3 separate regions of the Homo sapiens genome follow, and all the other regions are linked to region 1. A link is a loop called in an ENCODE intact Hi-C map of the cell type or tissue named here. Cell type or tissue: heart right ventricle. All regions are shown on one strand. Links, peaks and the distances in the headings refer to the core of each region. The heading gives the core; the rest is flanking DNA. Region 1 overlaps ITGAE (integrin subunit alpha E). Region 2 overlaps NCBP3 (nuclear cap binding subunit 3). Region 3 overlaps P2RX5 (purinergic receptor P2X 5).

Region 1 (10,679 bases), core at 1,882-9,881:
CAGTGAGTTTTCTTAATTCTCCCAGGGACGGTCCATCCCTAGTTCCCCTCTAGATGCCTAGGAGATTGTTTTTTGCTTTTGTTTTCATTTTTTTGAGATGGAGTTTCACTCTTTCGCCCAAGCTGCAGTGAAGTGGCGCGATCTCGGCTCACTGCAACCTCCACCTCCCGGGTTCAAGCAATTCTCCTGCCTCAGTCTCCCAAGTAGCTGGGATTATAGGTGCCCACCACCACGCCCGGCTAATTTTTTGTATTTTTAATAGAAACAGGGTTTCACCATGTTAGCCAGGCTGGTCTCGAACTCCTGACCTCAAGTGATCCACCCACTTCAGCCTCCCAAAGTGATGGGATTACAGCCGTGAGCCACGGTGCCCGGCCTAGGAGATTGCTTCATTCATATAATGGATACTGTCCTAGCCCAAATAGCCTAAGATGACCGGGGACAAATCTACAGTCCAACAAATTCAAATTTATTGACTCACTGCAATGAGGAAAACTACACTTTGGTTTTGTTTGTTTGTTTGTTTGTTTTTGAGACAGAGTCCTGCTCTGTTGCCCAGGCTGGAGTGCAGTGGCGCAATCTCAGCTCACTCCAATCTCCACCTCCGGGTTCAAGTGATTCTCGTGCCTCAGCCTCCCGAGTAGCTGGGATTACAGGTGTACATCACCACACCTGGCTAATTTTTGTATTTTTAGTAGAGACGGGGTTTTGCCATGTTGGCCAGGCTGGTCTCGAACTCCTGACCTCAGGTGATCCGCCCGCCTCGGCCTCCCAAAGTGCTGGGATTACAGGCATGGGCCACTGCACCCATCCAAAAACTACACTATTGTGTGTATCACTGAACAATGGAAAAGGCGGTTATTAAAGGACTCCAGGGAAGGGTGGAGTTCAGATGAAATGTAAATAAAGTCCTGTTTTGATGGTAAAGCAGGGCTGAGTGTCAAGGAGTCAGTCACCAGCAGGCCAGCCTGTGAATCAGACCCAGGGCCCGCTTCCTGGGAAACCATTAATATGGAGTAGAAAGTTGACAGACACTGTATCTGAAGCTCTCTACCTCAGGTGGAAACAGACTCTTCTCTTGGTCAAAATGACTTACACTCTCCAGGCAAGAGGGATAGGGGTTCATAATTACCGACGTAACTACTTCAAACAGCAAAGTTTTCTTTCTTGTTTTTTCTTTTGAGACAGACTCTTGCTCTGTGGCCCAGGCTGGAGTGCAGTGGCGCAATCTCGGCTCACTGCAAGCTCCGCCTCCCGGGTTCACGCCATTCTCCTGCCTCAGCCTCCCGAGTAGCTGGGACTACAGGCACCCGCCATCGCGCCCAGCTAATTTTTTTTTGTATTTTTAGTAGAGACGGGGTTTCACCGTGTTAGCCAGGATGGTCTCGATCTCCTGACCTCGTGATCCGCCCGTCTCGGCCTCCCAAAGTGCTGGGATTACAGGTGTGAGCCACCGTTCCCGGCCCAAAGTTTTCTGATCTGTGATTTTAGAGAATAAAATTTCTCAGTGCAGTGATACTTGTCAGCCACAGGGTGTCCTCGGGAAACAGACTGTTTCCTAGTATCTGTGTCTGTATCCAGCCTTGGGAATGGCAGGGCAGATTTTCACTTTCCCAGTCTAAGCTAATTTTTACTTTCTCAGTGTCTTAGGGCATTAGACTCACTTCTCTCTCAGAACCCTGGTGAAGAAAGGGCCGCACATAGGGAGGGTGGCACTGCAGCAGAATATGGTGCCTCGGGAGGCATGGAGCCGGACTGGCGGGGATTTATCTAGTTATTAACCATCTGTTGGTTGGACCAGGAGGAGGCTGGAGGCAGGGGTGCCAGTGAGGGGGCCACCACAGAAAAGCAGGCATGCAGCGAGGGAGGGGCGTGAGGGACCTGTTTCCACAGCCACCGTCACAGTCACCTTTTGCATCCTCTTCAACTGCAGGTTTCTGGGGTAATTCAAGGCCATGCTTGTCATGTAGGAATCTTCCCCGGAGTTAGTTAGGTTAATGTTCAGGGTCAGCTCCTTTGTGAGACCCACCACCAACTCCTGCCTGCACAGGGTACAGATAAAAATGTTACAGTTTATTTCATCTGTAAAAACCTCAACGCAATACAATAGGACATTCACCGAGGCTAGAGCGTGGTGCTGTGGTGCAATGATCACGGCTCACCGCAGCCTCCACTTCCTGGGTTCAAGTGATCCTCCCACCTCAGCCTCCCGAGTAGCTGGGACTACAGGTGTTTACCACCATGCCCAGCTAATATTTTTCTTATTTTTATTTTTTTGAGACGGAGTTTCGTTCTTGTTGCCCAGGCTGGAGTGCAATGGCACGATCTCGGCTCACTGCAACCTCCACCTCCCAGGTTCAAGCAATTCTCCCGTCTCAGCCTCCTGAGTAGCTGGGATTACAGGCACGCGCCACCATGCCTGGCTAATTTTGTATTTTTATTAGGGACGGGGTTTCTCCACGTTGGTCAGGCTGGTCTCGAACTCCTGACCTCAGGTGATCCGCCTGCCTCGGCCTCCCAAAGTGCTGGGATTACAGGCGTGAGCCACCCAGCCTGGCCAATGTGCAGCTAATTTTTGTATTTTTTGTAGAGACAGGGTCTCGCCATGTGGAGGCGGGTCTTGAACTCCTGGGCTCAAGTGATCCACCTGCCTTGGCCTCCCACAGTGCTGGGATTACAGGTGTAAGCCACCGCACACAGCCCAGAATAGCACCTTCTTAAGTAACTTCTTAGATAAGTTGCCTAAGGAATACGTTTAGCTTAGACATTCTTCCTCTCAACATAAGCAAACAGCTGGACTGCCACGCCCATCTCAGTTGTTGCATGAGATGACGATAATAGCTGCCCTTTATTTAGTGCTTACCATGTGCCAAGGACTGCGTCTCACACGCTCAACCCTCATAGTAACCCTGTGAAATAGTACAGCTACTCTCCATTTTATAGAAGAGGAAACAGAAGCCAAGACAGGCTAATTACCTGTCATCCCAACACTTTGGGAGGCCGAGGCGGGTAGATCACCTGAGGTCAGGAGTTCAAGACCAGCCTGGCCAAGATGGTGAAACCCCGTCTCTACTAAAAATACAAAAAGTAGCCGGGTGTGGTGGCAGGTGCCTGTAATCCCAGCTACTCGGGAGGCTGAGACAGAGAATTGCTTGAACCCGGTAGGGGGAGTTTGCAGAGGGCTGAGATCACGCCACTATACTCCAGCCTGGGTGACAGCATGAGACTCCATCTCAAAAAAAGAAAAAAAAAATTAGCCAGGTGTGGTGCAGGCACTTGTAATCCCAGCTATTCAGGAGGCTGAGGCAGGAGAATTGCTTGAGCCCGGGAGGCAGAGGTTGCAGTGAGCCATGAGCACACTATTGCACTCCAGCCTGGGCAACAAGAGTGAAACTCTGTCTCAAAATAAATAAATAAATAAATAAAAGGCTAATTAAATGCCTGGAGTCTAGTAGTCCAAAGAATTGAGAGAATTGTACCCAAATCCTCTTTCTACCACCAATTCACTGTGACCCTAGGTGAGGTACTCTATGACACAAATTCATCCATGCCACAATATTTATGGGGCACTGCTGTGCACTGGAGAACAGTGTGCATAAGACATACTGTCCTACCCCGTTTCTTGGCCTCAGCTTCCTACCCACAAAATCATTCAGACCCTTCCCATTAAAAGGCTGTGGTTTAAGACATGGGTCCACATGTCCTGGAAAAGAGGGTCCTGGGGATGTGTGAAAGGGTCCTCCAGAATGCTGAGGTATCACAGGGACCCAGAGTGCAGAACCACTCTCAGTAGCTGAGATTGACAGAAAAACATATTAGCAATACCGAGAAAACTGTTTTCCATCTGAAATGTCCAAAGATGAGATGTGCAGATCTAGGAAGTATGGCCTCCCAAAGTGCTGGGATTACAGGCGTGAGCCACCACGCCCGGCCTAGGAAGTAATGTGAGGTGTGTTTTGTTCCCATTGTTTGGTTTTGGTTTGGTTTTTATCCCAGCTGAGAAGAGGCTGGATTGACTGGAGGGAGAGACAGGAAGCAGAGACAGAGCCTGCTGTCTCCACCCGAGAGATGATACATGCCTGAAATAAGGAAACAGTAGTGGATGCCTGGACACGGTGGCTCACGCCTGTAATCCCAGCACTTTGGGAGGTGAGGCAGGTGGATCACTTGAGGCCAAGAGTTCAAGACCAGCCTGGCCAACATGGTAAAACCCCGTCTCTACTAAAAATACAAAAATTAGCTGAGTGTGGTCACGTGCGCCTGTGATCCCAGCTACACAGGAGGCTGAGGCAGGAGAAGCACTTGAAGCCGGGAGGCGGAGGTTGCAGTGAGCCAAGATCGCGCCACTGCACTCCTGCCTGGGTGACAGAGTGAGACCCTGTCTCAAAAGAAGAAGAAGAAGAAAAAAGACAACAGTAGTGGAGAAGGAAAGAAGTCAGAGACAGTAAAGCAAATGAAACGAAAAAGAGGCAGGGGAGGGGGGACAGAGGAGTTAAGGGCAAGTTCTGAGTTTCTAGCTCAGGTGGCTGAGTGGTGCCGGTGGCTGAGTGGTGCCGGTGGCTGAGTGGTGCCATTGACTGAGGGAGGTAACATGGGAGGAAGACCCAAGGGTGGAAGAAGATGCGTTCAATCGGGGACATGACAAGAGGTGCATATAGGATAACAAAGCAGAGATGCTGACATGTCAGCTGGACACACATCTTAGAGCTCAGGCGTGAGACCTCAGTGTCATCAGAATATTAACAGCGTTGCCTAATCTGAGGCCTAGGGACCGTCTCAGAGGGCCCGGAATGCCAAAATTTATGTATGCACATGTGATCTTCTAAGGAGAGGGGTCTGTAGTCTTCATTAGATTCTTTTGGGGATCTATGTCCTCAGGTCAAAAACCACTGAGACAGCTGGACACCGACGACCAGGCTCACTAGCGTTTTTGAAAGAGAAGCGTTTGCTTGCTATGTACACTAGGGGGCGATGTAGGGCAAGCCATGCGTGCTGTATCTCTACTACCCCCAGTAGCTGGCTGGGAGGTTGGTTCTTGGCTGTAATTAATTCCCTGCTGGAAACAGCTGTGCCTGCTTGTTAGCCTGGATTCCAGAGCATTTGAAAGTCTTCAATTGGTCCTGCAAATGTCTATGAAAGGGCTGACCAGGACTTGGGGAACTGCGTTCTTCCCCATATACGGCAACTCCAGCCAGCTGGCCAACAGAATCACAATACATACACAACACTAGTCGCCAAGGACGCTTGTTTGTTTTGTTTTGTTACCCTCCCCCCCTCCCCGTTTTTGGAGTCTTGCTCTGTCACCCAGGCTGGAGTGCAGTGGAGCGATCTCGGCTCACTGCACCCTCCGCCTCCCGAGTTTGAGCGATTCTCCTGCCTCAGCCTGCCCAGTAGCTGTGATTACAGGCGCCCACCACCATGCCCAGCTAATTTTTGTATTTTTAGTAGAGACGGGGTTTTACCATGTTGACCAGGCTTGTCTCAAACTCCTGACCTCATGATCCGCCTACCTCTGCCTCCCAAAGTGCTGGGATTACAGGCATGAGCCACCGCGCCCGGCCTGGGGGGCATTCTAAGACCACTACATGTCTAAACCCACACTCATGTGCTTGGCAACACTGTCATTCTGGAATTCAGTGTGGTCCAATAGAACGTCTGCAGCGATGGAGACAGGCGGTATCTGCGCTGCCCAACACCACCAGCCACAGGCGGCCACTGAGTCTTTGAAGTGTGGCTAATGTGACTGAGGAACAAAATGTTTCATTGTGATTAATTTTAACTCATGTACATGTAAACAGCTAAGCGTGGCTGGTGTGTTGGACAGTGCAGTGCCGCATGCTGGGGCTGTGGCCCTCTTTCCTCCCTCCGCCTCCATTCTGTCAGCACGTGCTACGTATGAGCTGTCACTTTAAACTGTTACTCCCGTCATGGCCCAGCCCACACCGCCTCTCACCTGAGTGGTTACAAAGGGAGCAAGTGCCGCTTCTCTTCTCAGCTAAGCAGCAAGAAGGATCCTGCTAAGCTGCATGAGTGTGTCACTCCTCTGACTTCCCAGCTCACAGCAAAAGCCCTTCTGAGGGCTTAAGAAGCCCCATGGCCTCTTCCCCCTTCCTCCCCTTCCCTCATTACACCCCGCCCCACTCCACTGCAGCCACTAGCTCCTCACCCTGCCCCCCACCCACCAGGCAGGCTTCCAACCCAGGGTACCTGCAGCTGCTCTTCCCTTAGACACCCAACCACATAGCTCGTTCCCCTACCTCCTCCAGTGTGTGCCAAAGTGTCACCCTCCGTGACCACCCCATTGAAAACTTCAGCATCAGCTGCCACCCAACACTCCTTCCCACCTTCCCTGTGTCTTCAACGTTCATCTCATCAACATGGAATTTACCTACTTACCATCTTCTCCCCCTAAGAGCACCAGGAGGGCAGGGATTTTTGTCTGTGTTGTTCACAGAAGTATCCCCAGCACCTAGAGTGCTTGGCACAAAGTAGATGGTCCAGAAATATTTGATTGATTAGTTAATTTGGCCAAGAGGTGGGCCGGGAAAGAGGTTACCTCTAACTGAGGTAGAGGTCAGCCTGGCTGTGAAGAACGCTGGGTTCTGAATATAGCATTGTCCGGGATGTCAAGAGACCCAGGTTCAAGTCCACCAAATGGCCTATGCAGGGCCCTCGGCGACTGAGTCTGCTTCCTAATCTAGAAAGTGGGAAGACAGATCTCTGTCTTGCCTCCCTTCTGGGGTAGCTGAGGACATATTGAGATAATAAGTGCAGAAGCCATTTGTGGGCCACGGGGAGAGGGGAAGGGGATGTGCAGGGTGTCCTAATGAAGGAATTGCCCAGGCAAGCGTTCGGGAGAAGGTTAATCGAGGAAACTGACGGCTATGTCCAACTCACTGAGAGACGGTGGTGGCCAACTGTAATTCTGCGACACAAAACAGCTTATTCTTGCAGGCCTTCTCATAGGGCAGCTGTAACCAGACAGAGAGTCCCGATCAGCCCAGGCTCCGCCTTCCCCAGCAGCCCTGCCTCCGGCTCTTCTCCTTATAGGAAGTTTTGGGCTGTGCCTCCTGCTCACCCTGAGAAGTGCAGTTACAGGGAGGTGAGGGGTGCAGGCTGGGATTGTCCCCGAAGAGCAGGGACTGTGACATTCCTGGGTGACATTCCTGGATCTGTCCTATAACATGGGCACACTGTGACCCAGTCCTTTGACCAAGGTAAAAACTGGGGTGACCTTCACGGAATGTTAGGGGTGCCCATGACATTTACATCATGCGAATTCAGCAGCAACACACAGCTCACGACTTTGAGCATTCAGGGAGCAGACACCTACGCGAAGAGAAGCTTCCTTAGTCCTTTCGGATATAGGCAGAACAGCCCGGGCAGGAGTGGGGGATGCCTAGCCAAATATCGTCAAGGTCCAGGCCTTGGAGGTTCCTTCCTCATGGCTAGTCATCTGTTTTTTCGGTTGTTTGTTTGTTTGTTTTCAGATGGAGTCTCGCTCTGTCATCCAGGCTGGAGTGCAATGGCGCGATCTCGGCTCACTGCCATCTCTGCCTCCCGGATTCAAGCGATTCTCCTGCCTCAGCCTCCCAAGTAGCTGGGATTACAGGCATGTGCCACCACGCCTGGCTAACTTTGTATTTTTATTAGAGAAAGGGTTTCGCCATGTTGACCAGGTTGGTCTCAAACTCCTGACCTCAGGTCATCCACCCACCTTGGCCTTCCAAAGTGTTGGGATTACAGGTGTGAGCCACCGCGCCCGGCCTGGCTAGTCGTCTCTGTAAGCTAACTATTTCCCTTGCCTACACATAATCGACTAATTCTGAAAGCCACATTTCAAAAGGCCCCATGGAGGTTGAAAAGCTCCAGTTCGTGTTTTTAAAAATTCCAGTGTTCTAAAGTAGCTGGGTCTGTTTTTGTATTATGAAGGAAGGCAGCCAGCTCCTCGGCTGGAGAGCCTCTGCACTTCGCACTTCTCTCCCGGTGGCCACCTCGGCAGCTGTCTGCAGGTCTGTTCCCACGGCCTAGAGGGGGAATGACAGCCCAGGGCTTGAAAGGGAACTTTCTACTTCCTGCGGAAGGGGGATGCCATTTGCAGAAGTCAAAGCGTGGCGCTCTCTCTAAGTGGGTCAACAGTTTCATGCAGGGTTTTTTGTTGTATTTTTTTTTTTTTTTTTTTTTTTTTGAGACGGAGTCTCGCTCTGTCGCCCAGGCTGGAGTGCAGTGGCGCAATCTCCGCTCACTGCAAGCTCCGCCTCCCGGGTTCACGCCATTCTCCTGCCTCAGACTCCCGAGTAGCTGGGACTACAGCTGCCCGCCACCACGCCCAGCTAATTTTTTTTTTTTTTTTGTATTTTTAGTAGAGACGGGGTTTCACTGTGTTAGCCAGGATGGTCTCGATCTCCTGACCTCATGATCCGCCAGCCTCGGCCTCCCAAAGTGCTGGGATTACAGGCGTGAGCCCCCGCGCCCGGCCTTTTGTTGTATTTTTAATATAGCCACATAGCCTGATCTCTTCCACCCAGCCCCAGTGAAAGAGAATGGGGTTAAGCCATCTAAACTCCCAGCCAGAACGCACTCTCTGGTAACACCGATGTGCCTAATACCACGTGGTTTTTTCCTCACCCATTTTATACGGGGAATAACTTTTTAAAAATCTCTTTGCCATAGCATAATAGTCATCACTGGTTAAGGAAAGACACATAAAGAGATGTTAAGCAGGATACAATCGCAAGGCATCTCACCATAAAATGAGACGTGCTTATTAATGACACAGGCAAACAGCACTAGGAATGGACAAGTCCACATTAGGTGCCTCCTGAGATGGTGTACTGAGAAGGACACACTTTACTTCTGTGATATTCCTGACAAAAATGCATAACCTGGCCAGGCATGGTGGCTCACGTCTGTAATCCCAGCACTTTGGGAGGCCGAGGAGGGTAGATCACCTGAGGTCAGGTGTTCAAGACCAGCCTGGCCAACATAGTGAAACCCCGTCTCTACTAAAAGTACAAAAATTAGCCGAGCATGGTGATACATGCCTGTAATCCCAGCTACTCGGGAGGCTGAGGCAGGAGAATTGCTTGAACTTGGGAGGCAGAGGTTGCAGTGAGCCGAGATCACGCCATTGCACTCCAGCCTGGGCAACAAGGGCGAAACTCTGTCTCAAAAACAAAACAAAAATGTATAACCTGAATCTAATTATGAAGAAATATCAGACAAATTGAGGAACATTCTACAAAAGGACTGGCCTGTACCCTTCAAAAATGTTAATGTCATTAAAAGACAAGGGAAGACTGAGTGAGAAACCCTTCCAGATTAAAGGAGACTAAAGATAAATAACTGTAGAACGCTATGAATGATCCTGGACCAGAACCTTTTTTTTCTTTTGCTATAAAGGACATTAATAGGACAACTGGCAAAATTTGAATAAAGTTTGTAAATTAGATAATAGTATTTTATCAATGTGAATTTCCTGATTTTGATTATTGTACTATGTTAAGACAATGCCTTTGTTTTTAGGAAATATATATTGAAGGTTTGTGGTTTTTTTTTTTTTTTTGAGACGGAGTCTTTCTCTGTCACTCAGGCTGGAGTGCAGTGGCACGATCTCGGTTCACTGCAACCACTGTCTCCCGGGGTCAAGCAATTCTCCTGCCTCAGCCTCCTGAGTAGCTGGAACTACAGGCATGCACCACCACACTGGGCTAATCTTTGTATTTTTTAAAATTTATTTTATTTTTTATTTTTTTGAGATGGAGTCTCGCTCTGTTGCCTAGGCTGGAGTGCAATGGCACGGCCTTGGCTCACTGGAACCTCTGCCTCCTGGGCAAAGGATTCAAATGATTCTCCTGCCTCAGCCTCCCTAGTAGCTGGGACTACAGGCCCATGCCACCACACCCGGCCAATTTTTGTATTTTTAGTAGAGACAGGGTTTCACCATCTTGGCCAGGCTGGTATCGAACTCCTGACCTCAGGTGATCCACCTGCCTCAACCTCCCAAAGTGTTGGGATTACAGGCATCAGCCAGGGCGCCCGGCTGACAAAAGTTTCTTATGACACTACCCGCCTGTCTAAGCTGCACTGATGGGCACCAGGAGGAGAGGCTAGGATACAGGTTTGGTGGGGCCATTCAGCCTGAAGGCCCTGGCAGGGCATGAACAGGCAGGTGTGCCAAAGGGCATCCTCTCTGCAGTGCAAGACACGACAGCTCCAGTCTAGCTCCCACAAGGAACCCCCATCACAGCGTCATCAGAGCCGCTTGCCAAGTGAGGTCCCCAGGATGCAATGTATGCATGTGCCTCATGAAAGATGTAGCAAGTGCTTTTGTGAACATAAAGACATAAAGGAACAAGCCCCAGGGGCAGATGGAGACCTGCGTTACCCATGAGTCCTCACTCACGGGGACACATTAACACCATCTCAGGGACTCAGTTTCACCATGAGTACGGTGAGGGGCCCAAATGCCGTCTGAAGACATTGCCTCCCAACTCCACCATTCTTGGAAGTTAGGGGAGCAGGTGGTTTCTGTGGGATAGGCTCTTAAGAGGGCTGGGTACTGGCTGTGGGTAGAGTCACCTGGAAGATGGCAAAGGGCTCAGTGTAGCGGTCCAGGATGGGCTGGGGATGGTCCGTCTGTCCCTCAGGGGTCTGGAGCTGGTAGCTGACTTTGACAC
Region 2 (10,679 bases), core at 964-8,963, 88 kb after region 1:
TGACTTAATGGAGAAAACAAAAATAAACAATACAAGATACAAGGTTCCAAAAGGCATAAAAGAGCTTTAGGTCATTACAGGTACCCAGGAATCAAAAAGACTTTCTCAAAATAGTGGCATTTTTGCCACCCCATGAAAGATGATATTCACTTCTGAAGGATCACATGCCAACAACACAGCATCAGGATTAAGGAAACAGACTACATATAATTCCATATATTTGGTAAATCATTTTTCCAGTTTATTGTGCTCCTCAAAATGGCTTAAAGAAAACAGCATAATACTATACATGTAGAATGTACTCAGCCACTCAAATGAGTAAATGTGGTAAAGATCACATTTGTCAAGTTGAAATGTCAGTTAACAGGAAAGAAAGGTGGTCAGTCATCATAAATTTTTGTCAAAAGTAGTAATACAAAGACCTTCCACAGTTCTTGGACACTCTGACTGTAAAGAACAAACACCACTGTAAATATATCCAGGGCTGTAGGTAAACGTGACAACACAAACCAGTATGTATAGCCCCCAACCCCCGAACCCCTCAAACCATGCCCACCAGCTCCTTGGAGAAATGGCTGATTCCAGATGTGGAGCAGGTAAGATGCAAAATGAGTCTGGAAAAGCAAGATGTTTTGTTGTGCCATAAAGAAAGAAAGTGCTTAAAGAATCATGGAGTATGTCAAAACAGCTTGAAGGGGCTCTACTGGCCAAATCCAAGACAATTTGTAAATTAAAATACTGATATTAGGCTGGGCGCGATGGCTCACGCCTGTAATCCCAGTACTTTGGGAGGCTGAGGCGGGCGGATCACAAGGTCAAGAGATCGAGACCATCCTGGCCAACATGGTGAACCCCATCTCTACTAAAAATACAAAAATTAGCTGGGCATGGTGGCATGCACCTGTAGTCCCAGCTACTAGGGAAGCTGAGACAGGAGAATTGCTTGAACCCAGGAGGCAGAGGTTGCAGGGAGGCAGAGGTTGCAGGGAGGCAGCGGTTGCAGTGAGCCAAGATCGCGCCACTGCACTCCAGCCTGGTGACAGAGCAACACTCCGTCTCAAAACAAACAAAAAAATAAATAAAATTAAATACTGATATCCATGGATGATAACCCACTGAATAAAGAATCCATGATTCTAAACTGATGTAAATAAACAAACAGGTAAAAACAGAAGGCTCTTCCTTAGAGCACCTGTCTACTGGTAAAGAAATGACATAGTCAGAAAGGCATGAAGCTCTGATGAGCAAGAGGCTATTTACGTGATCTCAAAGTATCTGCCCACCAATTTTTTATTTTAATCATTTTTTTATTTTTTAAAATAGGGATGAGGTCTTGCTATGTTGCCTAGCCTGGTCTCGAACTCCTGGGCTCAAGTGATCCTTCTGCCTCAGCATCCCAAAGTGTTGCAATTACAGGCACGAGCCACTGTAACCAGCCAGCCCACCAATTTTTAAATTACAAATGGAAGAATAGCAACTTTACAGTGGAAAAACCTAGTGATGATTACCTTAACCAAGTGAATAAAGTGAACGTCCCTAGGACTGGGACGAGTAAGTATCCAGGGCCTCCTGACATGATGCTCTGGAAATGACATGACATCGCTTCTGTGGCACGCCTGTCTCAAATGCACAACCCAAATTCAATCAGGAGGAATCATCAGACAAACCCAAACTGAGGGACATTGTATAAAATAGTAAACCTATATTCTTGGAAAACATGGGAGGATAGAAGTAGTTTCAGCTTAAGGGGGACTAAGGAAACATTACATACTTACACACTCAGTCCTGGATGGATCCTAGACCTGGGGCTGGGCGGGGAATATATAAAGGACATTATTGGAACAACTGACAAAATTTGAAAATCGACTACGGATTAGGTAACAGTACTGTATTAATGTTAAATTTCTTGATTTTGTTAAGTGTGCTATGTATAAAACAATGTTCTTATTCTTTGGAATACATTTAGGGGTGATGGGTTTTTATCTTCAACTAACTCTCAAATGATTAAAAAAACCAATATGTGTATATGTGTATAATACATATACATACATACATACATACACACACACATACACACACACATACACATACACACACATATACATACACACACATACATATATACACATACACATACATACATATACATACATACACATGCATACATACACACATACACGCGATACATACATACATATACATATATACACATACATACACATACATATATACACATACACACACATTTTTAAATGCCCACCAAAAGTCACCATGTGTAAACAATCTTATGAGAAGGGAATTAGAACCGAATGGTACACTGGCAATGTTCAGGAGGACGTTGCTGTAATAAATAAAGTTTCATTTGAAAGTTTTCATAATTCAGATGGTAACTGGCTGAAAATATATGAGGCAAACCAGTTTCAACAGAAAATAACTTTAGCCAGAAGTCACAGAAATATACAAATAGTTAATATTCACTTTTAAAGTCAGAAATTCCAACTCAGGTGGCAAGCAATTATTTCATAAGCGCAGAATATTATAGTTTGAAGGGAACTTTGAGATTACTTGATCTAACTTCTATTCAAAAAAGAAGGATGTCACTCCATAATAAATCATTTTGATTGAAAATATAAAACAATACCAAATATTACATTTACCTTTTGTAGCAAATCTCATGAATAACCTATTTCCTTTAGCAAGTTTGTTAGCTGGACGAAGATCGTTTCTTAACAAAGACTCCTCTTCTACCTGAGACAACGTATCCAACTTAAGAAAGAAGAGTATTTTTAATATAAAAATTAAAGTCCTTTTGATATTTCTTCAGTAGTAAAGCTACCATTAAGAAAAGCATTCTACCTTTAATACTTACAAGCATTATAGCACTAGTTCCGCTGTAGAATTTCTAACTCAGAGATTTCCCCTGCCCACCTTGTCTAAAAGAACAGTCTCCATCATTCTCTATCCCCTACTCTTTTCACAACACTCATTGCCACCTGACACAGTATGAGATATCTGTGCATCAGTGTATCCTCTGCACTCCCCACTAGAATGCAGGCTCCGAGAGGGCCAGGACTTTGTTTTGCTTGAAGCTATATCCCTAGCACTTAGAATATGGTATATAATAGGTACTCAGTAAATATTTTTTAAATGAATGCATGTTAATATTTTTAACAACAGTACATAATCCATTAGGAAGTATGCCATTACTTGCTGTTTCTTCATTTTACTAATTAGATAACACTTCAAAGTATTTCTCAATAAAACTATTTTCTTTTTTTGTAGAAGCATAAGCACTATTCTAAGATTTCAAGGTGAATCGCTATATCCACACTAACTTAAAGGACAAGAGCCTGGTGCACCCTCAGAAGGTCTAATGGTGAAAGCTAGAGAAAAAACGTAACTAAGTCTTTAAGGCTTAAGTTAAAAAGACAGTGAGCAATTTTTTACAATAACTTTACATCTATCTTTCCCCTATTACTAACCTCTACATCACTTGAGTTCTCATCTTCAACCTCTCCTTCTTCAGCTTCATCATCATCTGAACTGTCTTCCTGCTTGTCTAAAATGGAATGTGAAGGACAAGATGAAACAAGATAAAATATTTCATATAATGAGATACAAGATGAACTATCTCATATAATTTTAAAAGTCCAGTATTTTCTCCTATTTCCTGATGATCTCAAGCATCATAGATTAGTTCAGAAACACTTGGTGATGAGATGCTATATAGAGCTCTGCTCAGAAACAGGACTGTGTAAAGAAGAGGACTTTCAGACCCCAGTTCCCTCCTTTGTGTTGTTACCTTTTTTCCTTTTCTCAGCTGACTTGTCCTCACTGGCATCCCTGCTTCTGATCTTATCCTGTGCAGGCAGGGAGCTCATATTGATAAGTGCTCGTGTGGCTGTCATTTCATCCAGCCAAACTACATTACCTAAAATAAAATGTAAAATAAGACATTACACAGCATGGAAATGGTAAGCTTCTTGAGAGCAGATTCTGCATCGCATTCATCACTACAGCCTCATCTAGCAACAGATTATCATCAGTAAATATACAAACCAACTAATGAAGAGAAATATAGACCAGGCATGGTGACTCACACCTATAACCCCAGTACTTTGGGAGGCCAAGGCAGGAGACTCGCTTGGAGTGAGATCATCCTGGGCAACATAGTGACACCCTGTCTCTACAAAAAAATACAAAAGTCATGGTGGCATGAGCCGGTAGTCCCAGCTACTTGGGAGGCCGAGGTGGGAGAATGGATTGAGCCTAGGATATTGAGGCTGCAGTATGCCAAGGTCACACCACTGCACTCCAGCCTGGGTAACAGGGTGAGACTTTGTCTCAAAAGAAATGAAAAGTTAAAAATAAATAAAAAAGAAAGAAAGAAAGAGAAAGAGAGACAGAAAGAGAAGGAAGGAAGGAAGGAAGGAAGGAAGGAGAGAGAGAGATGAAAGAAAGAAAAAGAGAGAGAGAGAAAGCACTTTGGGAGGCCGAGCCAGGCGGATCACGAGGTCAGGAGATCGAGACCATCCTGGCTAACACGGTGAAACCCCGTCTCTACTAAAAATACAAAAAATTAGCCGGGCGTGGTGGCGGGCGCCTGTGGTCCCAGCTACTCGGGAGGCTGAGGCAGAATGGCGTGAACCCGGGAGGCAGAGCTTGCAGTGAGCCGAGATGATGCCACACTGCACTCCAGCCTGGGCGACAGAGCGAGACTCTGTCAAGAAAAAACAAAAGGAATGGAACAGAATGGAACGGAACGGAAAGGAAAAGGGAAGGGGGAAGGGTAGGGGGAAAGGGGAAGGGGGAAGGGAAAAGATGGAAGGGAAGGGGAGGGAAAAGAAAGAAAAGGGTAGTAAAATCTCTCTGATGAAATTAGCCTAGAGCTGCGTTTCCAAACTGGGTTCCACAAAATAACTTAAGTATTCCATGAAAAAGAGTTGTGTATATTTAAACTACTTGGAACAGAACACAGGTAGTTAAACACTCAATATGTAAGTATTAGCAGTTCTTGATAACTGTCAAGTAAGTTTGGATTGTCCTTTACACTACCGCCCCCTACAGGGAAGCCCTTTGCTGCTCCTTGTCAGGACATGCTAAACGAATTCCCCCTTCATCATTCCCATTGGAAAACGTGGATGATGAAGGTATCCCTGGGATATGTAGAATGGAGGCATGACAGCCAGTTGGCTTTGTAGCAACTAATTTAATGTGCCTCTTTAAGGAAGATAATTTAGCAAGAAAAGAGCTTTGAGAAATCTTACGGAAAATAAACTTAAAAGAGTATTTCTCAAAACTATGCGTCCCCTATATCTCAGTTTGGGAAATGAAGCTCTGAGGCTCTCACTTCTGTTACTAATGTGCCATGTGGCCTGAGGCAAATATGTTCCTTCCTCTGTTTCTCAGGTTCTGATAAATAATACAAGGTAGGTGAACTATGTAATTCTGAGAGTCCCTCCAATTCTAATATACCTTAGTCACAGTTTTAATGACTTAAATCAGGGTTAGTAAACTATAACCCTCAAGCAAAATCTAGCCCACCACCTGTTGTTTATTTACATTTGTACCAGCTTTATTTAGGTTTAATTAATGTACAATAAACTACACACATCTACCACCTGCTTTTGTTTTTGTTTTTTCTTTCTTTTTGAGATGGAGTCTCACTCTGTTGCCCAGGCTGGAGTGTAGTGGCACTATCTTGGCTCACTGCTGCCTCTGCCTCCCAGATTCAAGCAATTCTCCTGCCTCAGCCTCCTGAATAGCTGGGATTACAGGTGTGCATCGCCACATGAGGCTAATTTTTGTATTTTTAGTAGAGACGGGGTTTTGCCACGTTGGCCAGGCTGGTCTTGAACTCCTGATCTCAAGTGATCCTCCCGCCCTGGCCTCCCAAAGTGCTGGGATTACAGGCCTGAGCCACCGTGCCTGGCCTACCGCCTGTTTTTGTAAATAAAGTTCTACTGGAAAACAGCCAGACTCATAGCTTCTGTATTATTTATAGTTGCTTTCATGCTACCACAGCAGAGCTGAGCAGATGTGACAGAGACCGTTAAGCCTACAAAGCCTCAAGTATCTGCATTCCAGCCCTTTACAGAAAAAGGTCTGCCAATTCCCGATTTGGATAGTGTAAGTTAAACAGAAAGAAAACAGGAGAAAAATGTTTCACTCAGTCATGTTTGTCTTTCAATGAAAACATCTTCCTACGAGAGCAGCTAAGAAAACCGGCTGCCATCTAGGGTGCTACCCAGCAGGTCAGCCAGCTGGCAGCAAGTAAAGCCAGACTAGAAGTAAGTCAAGACAAGAAGCCAGCAAAGCAGTAACAAGAGGTCAGGCCAGACTTACAGTAAGCAGGCAAGTTAAAAATTACAGTTGGCCCACAAGTTGGAAAGCTCATGGGTCAGGGCAAGCAGGTGACATTCTAGAACACACAGTTCAAGGCAAGCAGAAATGAGAAGTCTAGTAGAGTGTTTAGCTCTAGGTCATTCTGTCTATTCAGAATGACACTCTGTCCAGTGTCTATTCTGGTCTATCTCTAGGTCAGAGACACAGGCAGAGTCAGCCCTCTGAGTAACAGTACAGAAGGCAGTAATGACAAAGTCCAAGGCTCTGAAAATGCAGCCCCAAGTCTACGCAGTTGGATCCTCTCCTTTGTTGGGAAAAGGTGAGTGTTAAAGAGGCCTCAATCAACTACGGCAGATTCAGAGGCCAGTAACCCACCTCCTAGAGCCCTGGCCACCACCTCTCAGCTGACGTGGGACACTATGGGGTATGAGCTGGCAGACTGGCAAGGGCATGCTGCGTTTCACTGCTCGACAATTTTTTCTCTCCTGGACTAACAGCAGAAGTTCGGCATAAACAAGTAGTATGGGCCAGAACCATTCACCATCTCTGATGGCAAGAACTCTTGAAAAATCATCAACAAAAGCATATTCACAGGAAACTCGGGTGTACTTACAGGAGGTATCATCCAACCATTCGATGTGAGCTGGAGGATATTCTTTAAAATAGGAAAAGACATCTTGGGTGCTCATCTCATCTACTCCGCAAATATAGATTGTCTCCAGTCTCACCTTGGGGATTGCTAGAAAGACAAGACACAGAAAAGATGATAGAATTTTCCTGTCCGCAACTGCACATCCCATCCACACTCCTTCCTAATAGTTCAGACAACACGAGTTTAGAAAGAAACATGCTGAGAGAAACTATAATTATTTCAAAAGAGCACGAGACATAACAGTAAGGTAAACTATCTTAATTTTTATCACTCAACGACAGCATTAATTCAGAACAGGCCTATCAGGCTCAGAAAGATTAAACAAAGGGTGTTGATAAAATACACGATACCTCTCCCCACATTAATCTGTAGCAATCAGAGCACTATCAAGCTCAACAGGAGTATTTGTTGAAGTTAGCCAGCTGCTTCTAAAATTTTTAAATGTATGTTAAAGAGAAACGCGCAGTAGTGGAGACAATTCTGAAAGAGAAGAGATGCTGCCCGTGACTATGTCAAAGCATGAAACTAAAGAGATGCTACAAGTCAATTAAGAAGAAAAAGACAACCCAAAATAAAAATGGGCAAAGGACATGAGTAAGCAATTTACATAAAAGGAAATACAAAAGGCCAATAAATATATGAGGAGATGGGTTGACCTCACTACCAATCATTAACATGCACATGAAAACAAGAAGACACCAGTTTTCACGGACCAGATTTTACACCTTATTTTTCCTGCGTCTCTGGTCCTTGAATCGAGATATCTTACATCTTTTAGTGTGAAGTGCTGGCAGTAAGTAGGGGAAAGGCTTACTTCCCCGGCTGGTGGGCATCGTCACTGCGGAGGGCAAATGGAAGGGTCTGCAGAAAACGTGATTTTGCACGTGCCCTACGGACCTAGGAACTCCAGTCCTCAGTATCGCCCCTCAACAAACACATACATGTGGGCTCACGAAGTAGCTCACACGAAGATGTTTGCTAAGGCACGATTTCTAATAACCCAGTAGTTACCAGGGTAATAAATTATGCTTTATCCACATTATAAAATATTATGTGGTAAAAAATGAGATAATTATATACCACAGAAAGATTCTAAGATGTATCACAGAGTGAAAAAACAAGTTGTAAAAAATTACATGCAAGGTGATGACATTAAACAATACCATACATTTACTAAGGGTACATATTTATGTACACAGACACCCAGAAAAGGCCAATATGAGTCACACTGATAACTGCTGTTACTTCTGAGGAGGCAGAAAGGTTGAAGGCTATGGTCAAAAAAGAAACTTAGCCTTATCAGGACTGCATACTTTTTATTTTTTGAGATGGAGTCTCGCTCTGTCGCCAGGCTGGAGTGCAGTGGCACGATCTCGGCTCACTGCAACCTCCGCCTTCTGGGTTCAAGCGATTCTCCTGCCTCAGCCTCCCCAGTAGCTGGGACTATAGGAGCGTACCACCACACCCGGCTAATTTTGTATTTTTAAGAGATGGGGTTTCACCATGTTGGTCAGCATGGTCTCCATCCCTTGCCCTCGTGATCCACCCGCCTTGGCCTCCTAAAGTGCTGGGATTACAGGTGTGAGCCACGGCGCCCAGCCAATTGCGTACTTTTTTAACTACCTTTTTTTTTTTTTCTTTTTTTTTGAGATGGAGTTTCACTCTTGTTGCCCAGGCTGGAATGCAATGGTGCAATCTCGGCTCACTGCAACCTCTGCCTCCCAGGTTCAAGCTATTCTCCCGTCTAAGCCTCCCAAGTAGCTGGGATTACAGGCATGCGCCACCACGCCATGCTAATTTTGTATTTTTAGTAGAGACGACGTTTCTCCATGGTGGTCAGGCTGGTCTCGAACTCCCGACCTCAGGTGATCCGCCTGCCTCGGCCTCCCAAAGTGCTGGGATTACAGGCATGAGCCACCACACCCGGCTTTTTTTACTACATATTTTAAGTACATTATCTCCTTTAATCTCAATTGCAAAATTTGTAAATATATCAATAAATAAACTTAAGGTCGGGCGCGGTCGCTCAAGCCTGTAATCCCAGCACTTTGGGAGGCAGAGGCAGGCAGATCACGAGGTCAAGAGGTCGAGACCATCTGGCCAACATGGTGAAACCCCATCTCTACTAAAAATACAAGAAAATTAGCTGGGTGTGGTGGCAGGTGCCTGTAGTCCCAGCTACTTGGGAGGCCGAGGCAGGAGAATGGCGTGAACCCGGGAGGCGGAGCTTGCAGTGAGCCAAAATCGCGCCACTGCACTCCAGCCTAGCGACGGAGCAAGACTCTGTCTCAAAAAAAAAGGGAAAGAAAAAGTAAATTTAAAATATCTATATATCTACTACCTAGCTTTATGCTTAATTCGTTATAAGATCTCAGGCACACAAAACATTACATATGAAACTGGGGCCCACAGTACCTCTCCACATCCCTTCTTTCCCTTCCTTCTCTGAAGCAATTCTGTCAAGGGGGTGGTTCATGGGTCCATAAGAAAATAGAAAGAACAAGATCTACTGTTTAACAGCACAGTAGGGTGACTACAGTCAATAATAATTTAATTGTAAATTTTAAAATAACATAAAGAGTGTAATTGGATTGTTTGTAACTCAATAAAAGCTTGAGGGGGCTGGGCACAGTGGCTTACACCTGTAATCCCAGCACTTTGGGAGGCCAAGGCGGGTGGATCACTTGATGTCAGGAGTTCGAGATCAGCCTGGACAACATGATGAAACCCTGTCTCTACTAAAAATACAAAAATTAGCCATGTGTGGTGGCATGTGCCTGTAATCCCAGCTACTTGGGAGGCTGAGGCAGGATAATCACTCGAACCTGGGAGGCAGAGGTTGCAGTAAGCCGAGATTGTGCCATTGCACTCCAGACTGGGCGACAGGGCAAGACTCCGTCGCAAAAAAAAAAAAAAAAAAAAGAGGATGGATACCCCATTCTCCATGATGCGCTTATTTCATGTCACATGCCTGTATCAAAACATCTCATGTACCCCATAAATATACCCACCTACTATGTACCCACAAAAATTAAAATAAATAAAATAATAATGTAAAAAAGAATTTAATGGGCAGGCGCGGTGGCTCACGCCTGTAATCCCAGCACTTTGGGAGGCCGGGGCGGGCAGATCACAAGGTCAGATCGAGACCATCCTGGCCAACACGGTGAAACCCCGTCTCTACTAAAAATACAAAACAATTAGCCAGGTGTGGTGGCAGGCACCTGTAGTCCCAGCTACTCGGGAGGCTGAGGCAGGAGAATCACTTGAACCCGGGAGGCGGAGGTTGCAGTGAGCCGAGATCGCACGACTGCACTCCAGCCTGGGTGACAGAGCGAGAGGCCATCTCAAAAAAAAATAAAATAAAATAAAAAATAAAAATAAAAAAAGGATTTAATGTCTATTACTACCAAGCATGTTTTTACATGCTATTAACAAAATTTAAAAATTTTTTAGCCCATCCTTCTTCTGCAGATATATGCTATTACTTCCATTTAAAACAAAAAAAATTTACAAACAAAAAAATGCATTTAATAATTTTAAACACATAATAATTTTAAATCTCAAAGAGTTAAGAGATGGGTTTAACATGAGCCCATGTAAGTGTGGCCAGACTAATTCAGTTGAGTGCTTTCCTGACATCCCAGATTTAAAAAGATAAAGACACCATGAAGATTTATGA
Region 3 (10,679 bases), core at 1,338-9,337, 56 kb before region 1:
TCCAGCCTGGGTGACAGAGCGAGACTCTATTTCAAAAAAATAAATAAATAAAAAGCAAGGCCCTACAGCGATGGAGGCAGAGAGCAGCTGAGGGTGCGGTAGGTGGGTGTGGCCGTGGCATAAGACAGGTGGGGACGGAGGGAGGGGAATGAGGGCCTCCCTAACTCAGCCCGTTTACACCTGCTGAGTGGCGCCATCCTTGATCTCATTAGCACTTCAGGCCCAGCCTCTGAGGAGGGGTGGGGAGGGCAGGAGCTCGGCAGGGTCAAGGCGACTGTATCTCCCATCTGGGCAGGTCCATATTCCCCGGGCGTCCCGAGGCTGGTGGAGTCAGATGGAGCAGAGGCCTCTTGCCTCCCCTTCCCCATCTTACCTAGACTCCCCAGGAGCTGGCTTCCCCACTAAGAGCCAGCTGCCTCCTGACTGCTCCAGTCCTTTCCTGGTTGCCTCCATGGCCACCTTTAAATTTTATCCTTGGGGCAAGCCCAAATGTCCCCTTGGGTGTTGTCCAAGAGCTTTCTCTGAGCAACCATCATTCTCGGCAGGGATTTCGGAAACCCTGCTAGAGGCTAGAGGAAGGCCAGCTGGAGTGGCTGGGCCTGGCTGTGATGTCTCTGTTGGCTTTGGAGGAATTACACGCGGGCCCCTCTCCCTGAGGTTAGGTCAGCATCTCATTTAAGCACCTCTTGGTGGGCCCAGCACACAGCATGCGTCAATACATGTTTACAGCTCATATGAATGAGTGAAGGTGCAGCCAGGTTGAGGGAAAATCCAAACACTCCACTTCCGCTCAGCACCCTGGCCTGTCCCTTTCCCTGGACACCTGCTCCAGGGACTCCTCTTCTAGGTCCGAGCCCCTCTGACCATTGGGAGGCTCCCCTCCTCACTCAGCAAAAAGCTTGCAGCAAGATCCCAAAGTTCAGGAGAGATGGCTGTGCCTGGAAGCCCCTGTCTCATGCAGGCACAGACTCCTCTACCCAGTTCAGAGCTGCGGGTTGTTCTGGCCCCAAAGTTTTCAGCGACACTGCTGGTAGCCAGCAGCCCTGGCTACATCTCCACTGTCTGCAGCTGCTCCAAATTCACCTGTGCATTCTGCAAATGGCCAGACCTGTGTGTGGGCGGGAGGGGGCGCACAGGGCAGAGAGGACTGTCGGGAGCCGGTGGGTGGGCCAGCCTCACCAGAGGCAGCAACGCTCCTGGCAGCACTGCAGGCAGGCAGAGCATTCAGAGAGAGCACAGCCTGCCAGGGTTCCTGCGGAAGCCCAGCACGCATAGATGCTCAGGCAGAAGCCTCTGGAGTTGCCCCGGCAAGGAGTAGCAGCAATTGCGGTGGCAGCTGGAGCGTGGGCCTGTGAGTCCACAGCCTCCCACAAGCCTCAGCGAGGCTCAGCCAAGACAAGCCAGGCCGTCGGGCTTCCCGCTTGCTCAGAATGGGAGCTCAAGTGAGCACCCAGGAAGTAAGAGTCAGCTCAGGGAGCACAGGAGGGCTGCCAGGCTCTGGGTCTACCCCATACGGACCCCTAGCCTCCAGCCTCCTTGCCCCACTGCTGCAGCCCCTGCCTCTCTCTCTCCTCACTCTTCTCCAGCCCAGTCTATTTCTTGCTCCTTCCCTGCCCAGGCCCAGCTCCCAGCTGAACGCTGCCAATTCCTGAGTCAGCAAGGAATGAAAGCTGGGCCAGGAGAAAGGCCACCAAGGTCAGTGAGTACCTGGGGTGTGGTTTGCAAGAGAGTCACAGAACCCCAGTCTGACAGCAGGAGGTGTCCAGCCCCCACTGGGAGGGGAAAAAAGGGAAAACAAGGCACAGAAAGGGCCAGGCACCTGCTCACCGCACAGGTACTCTGCAAGGCAGACGCAGAGCAGGCCCGAGACAGGTCCCCCACCCAGCCAGACGCCCTCCCCACGCAGGCTGAGCCTCGTCTGCAGAGAAGCCAGCGCCCCCAGGAATCGCGGCCCAAGGACCCCCCTGGCAGCACGGCCAGCACCCTCCTGAGGCCGGGGCAGCCCCAGAATCGCACACAGAAGAGGGGCTGAGGGGGGGTCATCTGAGCACAGAGACGTTCGGCAAAGGCAGAGTAACTCAGGAGAACCTCATCCTACAGACACTGCCGGGATTCAAATCTCAGCGCTGCCATTCACCGGCTGTGTGACTTGAGCAAATTACCGAGCCTTTCTGTGCCTCAGCTTCCTCATTTGTAAAATGGGGAAGATCGGTGTCTATCTGATTCAGTTGCTTACATGAGTTAACAAATACGGAGAGTACAGAGGGGTTCCAGGCAGAGAGTCAGTGCTGTGGAGCAGCGCGCTGTTATCATCTGAGCGCCGGCATGGCACAGCAGGCACCCATGGCCATCCAGGGTCTCGGGAGCTAAGGGGGACCTTGCGGGGTAAAGCACCAGCCCCTTCCCACAGAGGCTCTCCCAGTTCCTAGATGTCCTGCCTTGTGGCCAGCTCACACCAGAGCAGAGGGGTCCGCTGGAGCTGCCAGGCATGAGAAGCCCCAACTGGGGACCCCTCTCTGCAGGACCCAGCTGTCGGGCTCTCTGCCTAGCAGTGGCCTCACCTGTGGGGCTCCAGGAGCTGTGGGCACACAGATCCGTTCCCCTTCTGACTGCTGCTTCCACGCTTCGCCTCGGGTGGCTCCTGCAGCTCCTGCTGCTCCGGCATCCCCAGCAGCCCTGGCCCAGATGTGAGCTGCTCAGATAGCCCCAGCCCCGATGCCTCGTCCTCGGCCTCCTGGGAACTGTCTTCTAGGCCCCTGGACAAGATACAAGCTGTTCACCTGGGACGGCCCTGCAGGGTGCCTCCCCTCCTAGACGGGCGGAGTGGGCCTTGAAGAATCCCTCGCCCTGCAGGCCGCCACCCTGCTTCCTCCAGCCGGTGTCCTCCACCCTGCTTCCTCCATGCGGCTCCCTCCACCCTGCATCCTCCACCCTGCTCTCTCCACCCTGAGTCCTCCACCCTGCTTCCTCCACGTGGCGTCCTCCACCCTGAGTCCTCCACCCAGCTCCCTCCACCCTACATCCTCCACCCTGCATCCTCCACCTGGCTTCCTCCATCCTACGTCCTCCACCCAGCGTCCTCCACCCTGCATCCTCCACCCTGCATCCTCCACCCTGAGTCCTCCATCCGGTGTCCTCCACCCTGCATCCTCCACCCTGCGTCCTCCACCCTGCATCCTCCACCCTGCATCCTCCACCCTGCGTCCTCCACCCAGCGTCCTCCACCCTGCATCCTCCACCCAGTGTCCTCCACCCTGCATCCTCCACCCAGTGTCCTCCACCCTGCATCCTCCACCCTGCATCCTCCACCCTGCGTCCTCCACCCAGTGTCCTCCACCCTGCGTCCTCCACCCTGCATCCTCCACCCTGCATCCTCCACCCAGCGTCCTCCACCCTGCATCCTCCACCCTGCATCCTCCACCCTGAGTCCTCCACCCAGTGTCCTCCACCCTGCATCCTCCACCCAGTGTCCTCCACCCTGCATCCTCCACCCTGCGTCCTCCACCCAGCGTCCTCCACCCGGCGTCCTCCACCCTGCTTCCTCCACCCGGCTTCCTCTACCCTGCTTCCTCCATCCTGGGTCCTCCACCCTGCAGGCCACCACCCTGCTTCCTCCATCCTGGGTCCTCCACCCTGCAGGCCACCACCCTGCTTCCTCCATCCTGGGTCCTCCACCCTGCATCCTCCACCCTGCATCCTCCACCCTGCGTCCTCCACCCAGCGTCCTCCACCCTGCATCCTCCACCCAGTGTCCTCCACCCTGCATCCTCCACCCTGCATCCTCCACCCTGCATCCTCCACCCAGCGTCCTCCACCCTGCATCCTCCACCCTGAGTCCTCCACCCAGTGTCCTCCACCCTGCATCCTCCACCCAGCGTCCTCCACCCTGCATCCTCCACCCTGCATCCTCCACCCTGCGTCCTCCACCCAGCGTCCTCCACCCTGCATCCTCCACCCAGTGTCCTCCACCCTGCATCCTCCACCCTGCATCCTCCACCCTGCGTCCTCCACCCAGCGTCCTCCACCCTGCATCCTCCACCCAGCGTCCTCCACCCGGCTTCCTCTACCCTGCTTCCTTCAGCAGCACAGTCAGGACTGTGGTTGGGGTTCAGCCTGTGGCCAGGGTCAGGGCGCACGGCTATAACCCAGGGCTGGGGTTCAGGCCATAGCTGGAGTGCAGTAAGGCGAATGACCCAGGCAGACCCTGCACCCACTGTCCCAGGCTGTGGGGGTGCTGAGGGAGTACTAAGGTGTCTGTCCCAATTCCCATTCTGATCCCTGCTTCTCCAGAAGGCCTTCCCCAAAGGCCGAAGCCACAGCCCCTTCCCCTTCCCGCCCTCCCACAGTCATCAGGGTTCCCCACCCACGCTGTGCTCTGCCGCTGTGAACACGCACACCCCACCGAACCCAGGGCCCAGGAAACTCCGGAAACAGCCTCTGCATGGAAGAAAATATCCGCTTTTCTTTCCTTTACTACTCCAGCTTCCCTCAGCCCCGGCGCACCAGGACCACCAAGTCCAAGAATCCCAAAACAGAAGTGCTGCAGACACCACTCGATTGGTAAACCAACTCTCTCATCTCCCAGATAGAGAAACCGAGGCCCGGGGAGGCCTGGGACTTGTCCAGAATCAGGCGGAGCCTGTGAACTCCGTCTCCCGCCCTGTGGCCCACAGCGCCCTCTCCTCCCACTGCTGCCGAGGCCGAATCCGGTTCTGTAGAGCATGTACTCAGAACACTTCTCCTCCCCGGGCCCTCCAGCCCCTGCCTCCCACCCCAGCCATCAATATCACATCAGGGCAAAGGCTCGAAGCCACGGGGGTGCTCCACAGGGCTGCCCTCGGGCCGCCGGCCTGGAAGCGGAACTGACCTCACTTCCTCGTACTTCTTGTCACGGTAAAACTCTCTCTTTTTGATGAGGTAGATGAGTACCAGGTCGCAGAAGAAAGCACCCTGCAAAACAGGGGTTCCTGATTCAGAATCCTAGACCTCTGAGAGCACTGTTCATTTAGGGCACTTTGCCCCTTCCATCCTGCAACAGCCCCTAAAGGTGGCATCACTGTCCCCATTTAACAGATGAGGAAACTGGGCTCAGCAAGGGGCACCCTTGTCCGACACCACAGAGCTGGTCCATGGTGGAGCTCAAGCTGGACTGGAGCTCCCCCGATCCCACAGGCCAGGCACTCCCCGACCCCGCACCACCCGGACCCCATCCAATCGTTCCTTCAACACATTTGCTGGGCACCCAGCACGTGCCAGTGTCTGCACCGAAGTACGGAGAGGATCTGGACAAGAGAGACCTCCTGGGGACTCTCCCTCTGGTGCAGGAGACAGGCGTGTCGATGACGACCCACATAGGACTTCACTCAGCCTGGGGAGGGTCCCTATTCAGTCCTTAAGGACTAAAGAGGAGTTTATACAAGACAAAGAGGTGGAAGGACATTACGGAGGGAGGAACAAGCCTGTCACATCTGGGAAATGCCGCAGGGCCTGTGCGGGAAGAGGGAGATGCGCTTCTGGAGAAGGGGATGGGGACTGGCCTGTTAGGCTTCTTAGAATGTTTCCGAGGCATTGGTCCTCATCCTTTAGGTGAGGCGGAGGCACCACAGCCCGAATTTTGGCATTTAGAAAGATCCCTGTGGTAGTCAGTGTGAGATAGGTTGGAAGGGTTCTAACCAACAAGGACGCTATGGTGCTAGTCAAAGAAAGATGATGGGTGCCAGGTGCAGTGGCTCACGCCTGTAATCCCAGCACTTTGGGAAGCCGAGTCAGGCGGATCACCTGAGGCCAGGAGTTCGAGACCAGCCTGGCCAACATGGTGAAACCCTGTCTCTACTAAAAAATACAAAAATTAGCTGGGCGTGGTGGCGGGTGTCTGTAATCCCAGCTACTCAGGACGCTGAGGCAGGAAAATCGCCTGAACTCGGGAGGTGGAGGTTGCAGTGAGCCAAGATCGCACCACTGCACTCCAGCCTGGGCAACAAGAGCAAAACTCCATCTCAAAAGAGACAAAAACAAAAGCAAAAACAAACAAAAAAGGAAGATGATGAGGTGGACGACCCCAGCTCAGCCCCTCACACCCAAAACGTGCCCTACGGACCAGAGCGATGCAATTGCCCCTCTCCTCCAGCAGAGGGAGACTCCACCCACAGCACAGGGCAGGGTTGGGGCCTGAATGATAGAGGAGAGTGGAGGTGGGAAGGGTTGGTGGAGGGGCCAACAAGGAATCTTGGTCCCCTGACCCTGGGTGCTGCACATCCATCCCCTAGATGCCAAAAATGTTGCTTACCAATTCGCTGCTCCCCAGAGACCAACCCCAAACCTAACCTTGACCACCACCTCTTCCTGCGCCATTACTTCCAGTTCACAGGTCTGTCCCCAGAGGGTGCTCTGATTTTACCCACATCACAAGAAAGTGATGAATGGGCTGGGCGCAGTGGCTCACGCCTGTGATCCCAGCACTGGGAGGCCGAGGTGGGCGGATCACCTGAGGTCAGGAGTTGGAGACCAGCCTGGCCAACATGGTGAAACCCTGTCTCTACAAAAATACGAAAATTAACCGGGCGCGGTGGCGCACGCCTGTAATCCCAGCTACTCAGGAGGCTGAGGCAGAAGAATTGCTTGAGCCTGGGAGGCAGAGGCTGCAGTGAGCCAAGATCATGCCATTGCACTCCAGCCTGGGCGACAGAGTGAGACTCCGTCTCAAAAAAAAAAAAAAAAAAAGAAAAGTGATAGCTGAAGGTGGGCCTTCTGTAAGAAAGTAACAGGCGCAAACATCCAGGACCCTCCCAGTGACTGTCTGCAGGTAGGGATCCATGTGGAGCTCACTTTTCTTGACCCCCTCCCAGGAACGTGGTCCTGGTATGGGACACAATTTTCCAGGTTTTAACAAAAGTCACCCCTGGGTCCCAATGGACTCCTCCAGTGGGGCTGTCTTGTGTGCACAGGGAGAGGAATGAGGGAAGAGGCTGCCAGAAACCTGGGAAAGGGACCTGCCGGGATGGGCACTGACCACTCCCATGGCTCTCAAAAACTCCAGAAGGACCACGGGGCAGTGTAGACTCAGGACGCCTTTCCCTGCCCTCAGTCCCTGTGTCTCCTCCCCTGTGAGCCGCTCCCGGCCCCACTGAAGGGCCACCTCTAAGGAAGAGTCACAGGGCTGCCTTCCCTGCCTCTCAGCCTTTCAGTCGGGTGGTTCTCAGCCAGCTGGGATTTTGCTCCATCACAACTGCAGGGGAGGGTGCCCCTAACATCTAGTGGGTAGAAACCGGGAATGCTCTTAAACATCCTACAATGGGCTGGGCGCGGTGGCTCACGCCCATAATCCCAGCACTTGGGGAGGCCAATGCCGGAGGATTGCCTGAGCCCAGGGGTTCAAGATCAGCCTGGCCAACATAGTGAGACCCCATTTCTACAAAAAATTTAAAAATTAGCCACAGGTGGTGGTGCACCTGCAGCCCTGGCTAGTGGGGAGGCTGAGGTGGGAGGATCGCTTGAGCCCAGGAGTTCAAGACTGCAGTGAGCCATGATCATGCCACTGCACTCCAGCCTGGGCAACAGAGCAAAAACCCTGTCTCTGAAATCAACATCCTCAGGGTCTGGGAAAATATAGTATCGACCAGAAAAGTGTGAAATATGAAATAGAAAACAAACAAAAACCTCCTACGACACCCAGCACAGCCCTCTGTGCATTGTGGAATGTTTAAGGGCATGTCCAAGGATGTGTGTAAGACCACAACACAGAATTCTCCCACCCAAAAAGTCAGCAGCACCCAGGCTAAGAAACTGTCTGCAGCCTAATCCTGCCCCCTTTTTTTTTTTTTTTTTTTTTTTTTTGGAGATGGAGTTTTGCTCTTGTTGTCCAGGCTGGGGTGCAGTTGTGTGATCTGGGCTCACCGCAACCTCCTCCTCCCGGGTTCAAGCGATTCTCCTGCCTCAGCCTCCTGAGCAGCTGGGATTACAAGCATGTGCCACCACACCTGGCTAATTTTTGTATTTTTAGTAGAGGCAGGGTTTCTCCATGTTGGTCAGGCTGGTCTCGAACTCACAACCTCAGGTGATCCGCCACCTCACCCTCCCAAAGCACTGGGATTACAGGTGTGAGTCACTGCGCCCGGCCTAATCCTGCCCTCTTTTAGCAGAAGTAGAGATAGAGACTTTAGAAGTTCAGGGACTCACCTGGGATCCCAGGGATATCCCAGCCACGCCTCGGCTGGGGACTGACCTAAACCCATGCACAGCTGCAGAGCTACCAGCACATGCCTCCCTGGCTCTGGAAAGAGACTCGGGCTGTCACTGCTACCTGAGGACAGCTGGCAGAGCGTGAAATCCCAGAAAGCCCTCTTTTCCCACGCCTATTCTGATCTTGCCAGCTCTGGTTCTTTCTGGGGGCACTGGGACACGGTCCTCCTGAACAGCAGCCTCCCCCTCCCTGCCAGTGCGGCCGCCGGGGAGAGGGTGGGACGCGGGGAGGGAGGGGAGGTACTCCCAGCACCCATGAGCGCCACCCCAGAGCCCACGTTGATGATGGTGGGAATGATGCTGAACTTCCCTGCCTGGAAGATAGAGACAAGGCCAGTGAGCGAGGCAGGTTGGACAGCGGGGCCCCCAGGGACCCTCCCAGCGTCCCCCTCCCAGCCTGAGAACAGGAGAACGCACAGCGGGGCCCCCAGGGACCCTCCCAACGTCCCCCTCCCAGCCTGAGAACAGGAGAACGCACAGCGGGGCCCCCAGGGACCCTCCCAACGTCCCCCGCCCCCCGCCCAGCCTGAGAACAGGAGAACACACAGCGGGGCCCCCAGGGACCCTCCCAACGTCCCCCGCCCCCCCGCCCAGCCTCAGAACAGGAGAACGCACAGCGGGGCCCCCAGGGACCCTCCCAACGTCCCCCGCCCCCCGCCCAGCCTGAGAACAGGAGAACACACAGCGGGGCCCCCAGGGACCCTCCCAACGTCCCCCTCCCAGCCTGAGAACAGGAGAACGCACAGCGGGGCCCCCAGGGACCCTCCCAACGTCCCCCGCCCCCCGCCCAGCCTCAGAACAGGAGAACGCACAGCGGGGCCCCCAGGGACCCTCCCAACGTCCCCCGCCCCCCGCCCAGCCTCAGAACAGGAGAACGCACAGCGGGGCCCCCAGGGACCCTCCCAACGTCCCCCTCCCAGCCTGAGAACAGGAGAACGCACAGCGGGGCCCCCAGGGACCCTCCCAACGTCCCCCGCCCCCCGCCCAGCCTCAGAACAGGAGAACACACAGCGGGGCCCCCAGGGACCCTCCCAACGTCCCCCTCCCAGCCTGAGAACAGGAGAACGCACAGCGGGGCCCCCAGGGACCCTCCCAACGTCCCCCGCCCCCCGCCCAGCCTCAGAACAGGAGAACGCACAGCGGGGCCCCCAGGGACCCTCCCAACGTCCCCCGCCCCCCGCCCAGCCTCAGAACAGGAGAACGCACAGCGGGGCCCCCAGGGACCCTCCCAACGTCCCCCGCCCCCCGCCCAGCCTCAGAACAGGAGAACGCACAGCGGGGCCCCCAGGGACCCTCCCAACGTCCCCCGCCCCCCGCCCAGCCTCAGAACAGGAGAACACACAGCGGGGCCCCCAGGGACCCTCCCAACGTCCCCCGCCCCCCGCCCAGCCTCAGAACAGGAGAACGCACAGCTGGGCCCCCAGGGACCCTCCCAACGTCCCCCTCCCAGCCTGAGAACAGGAGAACACACAGCTGGGCCCCCAGGGACCCTCCCAACGTCCCCCGCCCCCCGCCCAGCCTCAGAACAGGAGAACGCACAGCGGGGCCCCCAGGGACCCTCCCAACGTCCCCCGCCCCCCGCCCAGCCTCAGAACAGGAGAACGCACAGCGGGGCCCCCAGGGACCCTCCCAACGTCCCCCGCCCCCCGCCCAGCCTCAGAACAGGAGAACACACAGCGGGGCCCCCAGGGACCCTCCCAACGTCCCCCGCCCCCCGCCCAGCCTCAGAACAGGAGAACGCACAGCTGGGCCCCCAGGGACCCTCCCAACGTCCCCCTCCCAGCCTGAGAACAGGAGAACACACAGCTGGGCCCCCAGGGACCCTCCCAACGTCCCCCGCCCCCCGCCCAGCCTCAGAACAGGAGAACACACAGCTGGGCCCCCAGGGACCCTCCCAACGTCCCCCTCCCAGCCTGAGAACAGGAGAACACACAGCTGGGCCCCCAGGGACCCTCCCAACGTCCCCCGCCCCCCGCCCAGCCTCAGAACAGGAGAACACACAGCGGGACCCCCAGGGACCCTCCCAACGTCCCCCGCCCCCCGCCCAGCCTCAGAACAGGAGAACGCACAGCGGGACCCCCAGGGACCCTCCCAACGTCCCCCTCCCAGCCTGAGAACAGGAGAACACACAGCTGGGCCCCCAGGGACCCTCCCAACGTCCCCCGCCCCCCGCCCAGCCTCAGAACAGGAGAACACACAGCTGGGCCCCCAGGGACCCTCCCAACGTCCCCCGCCCCCCGCCCAGCCTCAGAACAGGAGAACACACAGCTGGGCCCCCAGGGACCCTCCCAACGTCCCCCTCCCAGCCTGAGAACAGGAGAACACACAGCTGGGCCCCCAGGGACCCTCCCAACGTCCCCCGCCCCCCGCCCAGCCTCAGAACAGGAGAACACACAGCGGGACCCCCAGGGACCCTCCCAACGTCCCCCGCCCCCCGCCCA

Evidence for each region. Hi-C counts contacts between places; a loop is a spot of excess contacts. Peaks named below come from ENCODE experiments on the same cell type or tissue, not always from the same donor. Only the 100,000 strongest peaks of a DNase experiment are listed, where the experiment ranks them.
Region 2: it touches region 1 in a loop (5-fold over the local background); 58 of 110 quality-filtered maps call a loop at or near these places.
Region 3: it touches region 1 in a loop (3-fold over the local background); 28 of 110 quality-filtered maps call a loop at or near these places.

Annotation. Positions count from the first base shown.
Region 1 is chr17:3,732,908-3,743,586 of GRCh38, forward strand. ITGAE (integrin subunit alpha E) reads right to left here. Exons shown (of 31, transcript NM_002208.5): 19 at 10,582-10,679; 20 at 6,898-6,971; 21 at 1,910-2,042. Among named protein-coding and RNA genes, the nearest start is that of HASPIN, 14 kb to the left of the region's middle. RefSeq lists an enhancer at 4,888-5,182. In heart right ventricle, for the core only: a CTCF peak has its summit at 4,961 (motif pointing right); DNase peaks (open chromatin) are centred at 5,034, 5,574, 5,898 and 8,039; H3K4me3 peaks cover 546 bases; H3K27ac peaks cover 473 bases.
Region 2 is chr17:3,822,285-3,832,963 of GRCh38, forward strand. It overlaps NCBP3 (nuclear cap binding subunit 3), which reads right to left. Exons shown (of 13, transcript NM_001114118.3): 4 at 6,959-7,084; 5 at 3,803-3,931; 6 at 3,483-3,559; 7 at 2,658-2,766. Among named protein-coding and RNA genes, the nearest start is that of NCBP3, 19 kb to the right of the region's middle. RefSeq lists a silencer at 9,928-10,107. In heart right ventricle, for the core only: a CTCF peak has its summit at 5,071 (motif pointing left); no DNase peak of the experiment used is centred there; H3K27ac peaks cover 2,003 bases.
Region 3 is chr17:3,677,029-3,687,707 of GRCh38, forward strand. It overlaps P2RX5 (purinergic receptor P2X 5), which reads right to left. Exons shown (of 12, transcript NM_002561.4): 10 at 4,868-4,950; 11 at 2,562-2,756. It overlaps P2RX5-TAX1BP3 (P2RX5-TAX1BP3 readthrough (NMD candidate)), which reads right to left. Exons shown (of 15, transcript NR_037928.1): 10 at 4,868-4,950; 11 at 2,562-2,756. Among named protein-coding and RNA genes, the nearest start is that of EMC6, 14 kb to the left of the region's middle. In heart right ventricle, for the core only: CTCF peaks have their summits at 6,132 (motif pointing right) and 6,334; no DNase peak of the experiment used is centred there; H3K27me3 peaks cover 2,020 bases.